Regions from separate parts of the Homo sapiens genome. Here region 1 is linked to region 2. Evidence: read pairs that join two places in POLR2A ChIA-PET (ENCODE). Cell type or tissue: OCI-LY7. All regions are shown on one strand. Links, peaks and the distances in the headings refer to the core of each region. The heading gives the core; the rest is flanking DNA. Region 1 overlaps IGF2BP3 (insulin like growth factor 2 mRNA binding protein 3). Region 2 has its middle 7.5 kb from the start of TRA2A.

Region 1 (2,803 bases), core at 98-2,597, 170 kb after region 2:
ATCCCAGCTTCTCGGGAGGCTGAGGTGGTAGAATGGCTTGAGCCCAGGAAGTGGAGGTTGCAGTGAGCTGAGATCACACTGCTGCACACCAGCCTGGGTGACAGAGCAAGACTCTGTCTTAAAAAAAAAAAACAAAAAAACCAAAAAACCTAGAACTAGCTTCCTTTGCCCTGTAGAACAAAAAAATAGTGTGACTCCTTTTTAACCTTTTATTGTTCATCACAGATCCTGAGCAGTGAGTTCAAAGGTAAGACATGGCCCCTTCCCTTATGAGGTTTATGGGATAGTGCAGCTCTGTGTTAGAGCCACATTGAAGGAGTAACCCATTTCCAGAGAGATTTTCAGGATATATATTGGTACACAGACTATAATGCCCGACATTGTTGTTCCATCTTCTGAAACACATAAGGCAAATGTAACAGTCAAATAAAAAAGATTTGGAATCTAAGATCGTATGTATGATAAATTACCTGCCAGCTTAAGCATGGAAGTCAGTGTGACTCTGAAAACTAGATTACTGTGACACACCTGACAATCACATCACTATGGTTAATAATCACTAGTCTAGTGGGAAAATAAAGATCAGGAAAGAGATTATAAAGTGACATTGCTTTCATTTCCAAGAATGGGTATTAGGGAGATGACGAGAGAGGTACTTTACCCAGTTTTGAGGGCGTGACTAGAGCATAGGTGTGGGAAGTATGTTGGATATATGGAAGAGAGAAGTAGTACCAGGTAACTGACAACCTCTTATGCCATGTTGAAGTTTGGACAAGTTATACTGGCAATTTGAAACCACAGAAGGGTAGTAACTGCTGGCAGGAGGATATAGTCATGGAGTGTTAGGCTACAGGCAAGCATGCTAATCAGACTTGGTTCAGATAGCCCAGGAGTGATGGGACTTGAGCAGTGGGTATGCAGAATAAGCAGTCAGCAGAAGGCTTATCTGCAGAACATAAATTATCTACCTCACGCCCATAGTGGTATCAACTAAAATACAGCCAGTTTTGTGAGGGAGGTGGGGATATATCTGGTATGTGGCTGAGAAAATCTGATCACGTTGCAGGTCAAAGACAGTTTTTTAAACTGTCTTTATTGCAGTGATCTCTATATGTGTCAATAAACTAGGCTACTAGATTGAAGAGAAGCATGAAGAAACTTGTCATGATGGTGATAGTTTAGTGAGTGTATACATAATGTCAAAGTGAATCAAATTTCTTGCAGTTTATTCTGTATTTCAATGATACTGTTACTGAACCAAACTGGTTCTGTTTGTCCATGTGCAATGGAAAGCAAACACCAAAGCATAGGTTCTTTTGTAAAGAGAAAAGTTCGTGGTAAGACTGTCAAGCAAGGAGACAGTCAGGTTCAAATCTGTCTCCCCCAGCTGGGGGCTGGGACATATTTTATAGACAGAGGGTAATGAGGTATGATCTGATTGAATCTTACAATGATGTGATGCCAGGAGGTGTGATCTGACTGGATCATACCAGGAGGTGACACCAGGGCTCAATCTGATTGGATCATGGATCATGTCATGTGGTGTCCACTTCTTAATTTGGTCCTGTCTCGGTCCAGGCACTTAGGTTCTGCTTGTGGTTGCATGCGTGGTTCATCTGGACAGGCTCAGGTTACAGAACTTGCAACCTGGGGATCCATGGCAACTGAAGAACAAATCACCATTTTGTCACACAAAGCTGAACCAGACTAGGCCGGTTCTGTGGATGATGCTTGGCCAAAAGGCCAAGAAGTGATCAATAATACTTCAGAGTTTAAAAGGCAAAACTAGGCCATTACCTGGTAAAGTTGCTTTTAGTATTTTTTTAACAGCTTTATTGAGATATAATTCACATACTATGCAATTCACCATTTAAAGTGTACAATTATTTTTTTTTAAGTTTTTTTTTCTTTTTTTTTTGAGACAAAGTTTTGCTCTCGTGGCCCAGGCTGGAGTGCAATGGCGCCATCTCAGCTCACCACAACCTCTGCCTCCTGGGTTCAAGTGATTCTCCTGCCTCAGCGTCCCGAGTAGCTGGGATTACAGGCAAGCGCGACCACGCCCGGCTAATTTTGTATTTTTAGTAGGTGCGAGGTTTCTCCATGTTGGTCAGGCTGGTCTCAAACTCCTGACCTCAGGTGATCCGCCCGCTTTGGCCTTCCAAAGTGCTGGGATTACAGGTGTGAGCCACCGCGCCCGGCCTAGTATGTTAATAGATACGTGCAACCATCACCACATTTTTAGGACACCTTCATCACCTCAAAAAGAAACATTTAACTGTCACCCTCCACTTTCACTTTCCTCAGCCCATAGAAACCACTAATCTACTTTCTGTCTATCGTAGAGTTCCCTATTCTGGACATTTCATACAAACAAAAATCATATAATAAGTAGTTTTTTGTGACTGTTTTCATTTAGCATAATGCCTTCTTTTCTTTCTTTCTTTCTTTCTTTCTTTCTTTCTTTCTTTCTTTTTTTCTTTCTTTCTTTTCTTTCTCTCTCTCTTTCTCTCTTTCTGTCTTCGCTATACTAACAAGGTAACCATAATACTTTCAAGGTCTGTCTGTTGCAGCATGTATAAGTACCTCCCTTTTATGGTTGAATAATATTCCATTGTACAAATATACCACATTTTGTTTCCATTCATCAGTCAGTAAGCATTCATTCGGGTTGTTTCTACTTCAGACTATTATGAGTGATCTTAATTTTGTACCATTACATTCAGGAAGTGATAATCTTTGCATTTTTCATGTGATTCTTTCTGTACTGTTTATACATTTGAATGAACTTTGTTTTTTTGTTTTT
Region 2 (2,803 bases), core at 111-2,610:
AGGCCGAGGCCAGGGGTGGGTCACTAGAGGTCAGGAGTTTGACACCAGCCTGGCCAACATGGCGAAACCCTGTCTCTACCAAAAATACAAACATTAGTTGGGCATGGTGGCAGGCGCCTGTAATCCCAGCTACTCGGGAGGCTGAGGCACGAGAATAACTTGAACCCAGGAGGAGAAGTTGCAGTTAGCAGAGACTGTGCCACTGCACTCCAGCCTGGGAGACAGAGCCAGACTCTGTCTCAAAAAATAACAGTAATAATATTAAAAAGAAGAGATAGCTCATGCCTATAACCCTAGTGCTTTGGGCATTCCCACATCCACCACTTTGGGTTTAATAAATTTGCTGGAGCAGCTCACAAAACTCAAAGAAACATTACAAAATATATGGTATGGGGGAAGGGGTGTGGAGCTTCCATGCCCTCCCTGGGCAAGCCACCCTCCAGGAACCTCCAAGTATTAGCTATCTGAAAACTCTGTGAACCCAGTCCTCCTGGGTTTTTATGGACAATTATTTGGAAATGTGATTGGCCTCTCTGGAATGAGGGTCTTATGACCCACAATCAGAAAGGCAGGGGAATAGTATTGAGTCCTGCCTTGGGTCAAGTGAAAGGAGTAGAGGAGAAGGTCAAAGAGGCCTGAGGCCTGCAAGAAGCCTAACACACCTAACATTATAACAAAAGACTGTAACAAGGCCTATGGGGAGTTATCAGCCAGGAACCTGGACGAAAATGGGTACAAGAATATCATAACACCACAGTATGTAAGTGGAAAGGGACTCTAAGTGAAAATCCCTTTCAGTTATATCATCGAAAAGCTTCATATTCCACCTTTGGAGCTGTTTTACAAACACCTTATTCTGAAATTGGCAATTAAAGGAAATAATTAAGCATTTATCATTTCCAGTAGGAACTATATTTTGCATGTGATCCTAGCTAAAAGGCTGAGAAGCGATGGAACTGTATTTCAAAATAGTCAAATAACCTGTAGTTGATGGAGAAAGCTCTTTAAAAAGAAAAGAAAAGAAAAAAAAACACTATTGAGCAGAGAGAGGAAGTGGGCAAGAAACAAAACAAAGAAAAACGAAACTATTTACTAGAAGATTGCCAGCTGGTGAATATAGGGACAAGATAGAGTTGGAAAGTCCACATTTTGAATAGCATGGCTGATTCAGGCAAAGATTTTTCAATGGATGCCGAACCCACTGAATGGTTGATGGGCAAATGGATATTCAGGTGGTGTGGAGGTATCTCTCTGCTTGCTGGTCAAAAGGAAGAAATGCACATGTGCAGATGTGCACATGTTTAAAGCAAAAGCTCAAGCTGTATACGTTGAAAAAAAAAAAACTACCACTGTGAGACAATTACCTTCTTGGCTTGGCCTGGTGCATCGTGAAATCATTAATATAAACTGTTCAGTGTATCTGTTTTTACTTTCATGCAAGAGTTTGTACAATATCAGCACTTCAGTTCTTGGTTAAAACAAGTAATTTTTGAGTGACTGGAGACTAAACTTAGGTCTGCTCATTTGAGCTCTTTATCTGTAATGCCAGTGGCTTGCTGGGAGGCACAGGAGCCTAATGGTTAAGAGTGTTAATCTACCCAAGTTTAATCCCCAGTTCTGCTTTGTGCCAGCTGTCTGACTCACCTGGGCAAGTTGCTTTACTACTCTCCGCCTCAGCTTTAAAAATCTATAAAATGGCTGGGTGCGGTAGCTCATGCCTGTAATTCCAGCACTTTGGGAGGCTGAGGCGGGCAGATCACGAGATCAGGAGATCGAGACCATCCTGACTAGCACGGTGAAACCCCATCTCTCCTAAAAATACAAAACATTAGCCGGGCGTGGCCAGGCGTGGTGGCTCACGCCTGTAATCCCAGCACTTTGGGAGGCCAAGGCGGGCGGATCACGAGGTCAAGAGATCAAGACCATCCTGGCTAACACGGTGAAACCCCGTCTCTACTAAAAATACAAAAAATTAGCTGGGCGTGGTGGCGGGCGCCTGTAGTCCCAGCTACTCGGGAAGCTGAGGCAGGAGAATGGCATGAACCTAGGAGGCAGAGCTTTTGGTGAGCCGAGATCATGCCACTGCATTCCATCCTGGGCGACAGTGCAAGACTCTGTCTAAAAAAAAAAAAAAATAGCCAGGCGTGGTGGCAGGCACCTGTAGTCCCAGCTACTCGGGAGGCTGAGGCAGGAGCATGGTGTGAACCCGGGTGTCGGAGCTTGCAGTGAGCCATGATCACAGTGAACCACTGCACTCCAGCCTGGGCAACAGAGCAAGACTCCAACTCAAAAAAAAAAAAATCTATAAAATGGAGGCAATTGTGCCACTTGGTACACACCTGTAGTCCCAGCTACTTGGGAGGCTGAAGCAAGAGGATCAGTTGAGCCCAGGAGTTCCATGCTTCAGTTTGCTATGATTGCACCTGTGAATAGCCACCACACTCCAGACTGGGCAACATAGAAAGACCCCATCTCTAAATAAATAAATAAATGGAAAAAAAATGGAGGCAATAATATTATCTAATCTTTAGGTTGTTGTAATACATAAGACAAACTATTTAGAATACGTAGCCCAGGCCAGGGGCAGTGGCTCATGCCTGCAATCCCAGCACTTTGGGAGGCAGAGGCGGGTGGATCACCTGAGGTCAGGAGTTCAAGACCAGCCTGGCCAACATGGCGAAACCCCGTCTATACTAAAAATACAAAAATTAGCCAGGCGTGGTGGTGGGTGCCTGTAATCTGAGGCAGGAGAACCACCTGAACCCAGTAGGCCAAGGTTGCAGTGAGCTGAGATGGCGCCACT

The links. ChIA-PET counts read pairs that join two places held together with the same protein. Peaks named below come from ENCODE experiments on the same cell type or tissue, not always from the same donor. Only the 100,000 strongest peaks of a DNase experiment are listed, where the experiment ranks them.
Region 1: POLR2A ChIA-PET joins it to region 2 with 5 read pairs; 5 of 35 experiments call an interaction of 5 or more read pairs at or near these places.

What each region holds. Positions count from the first base shown.
Region 1 is chr7:23,368,013-23,370,815 of GRCh38, reverse strand. The region is part of intron 3 of IGF2BP3 (insulin like growth factor 2 mRNA binding protein 3); the gene reads left to right. Among named protein-coding and RNA genes, the nearest start is that of SNORD65C, 27 kb to the left of the region's middle. In OCI-LY7, for the core only: a CTCF peak has its summit at 1,221; DNase peaks (open chromatin) are centred at 1,465 and 2,265; H3K4me3 peaks cover 2,083 bases; H3K27ac peaks cover 2,500 bases.
Region 2 is chr7:23,538,092-23,540,894 of GRCh38, reverse strand. No RefSeq gene overlaps it. Among named protein-coding and RNA genes, the nearest start is that of TRA2A, 7.5 kb to the right of the region's middle. RefSeq lists an enhancer at 991-1,180. In OCI-LY7, for the core only: a CTCF peak has its summit at 1,058; a DNase peak (open chromatin) is centred at 1,154; H3K4me3 peaks cover 878 bases; H3K27ac peaks cover 1,369 bases.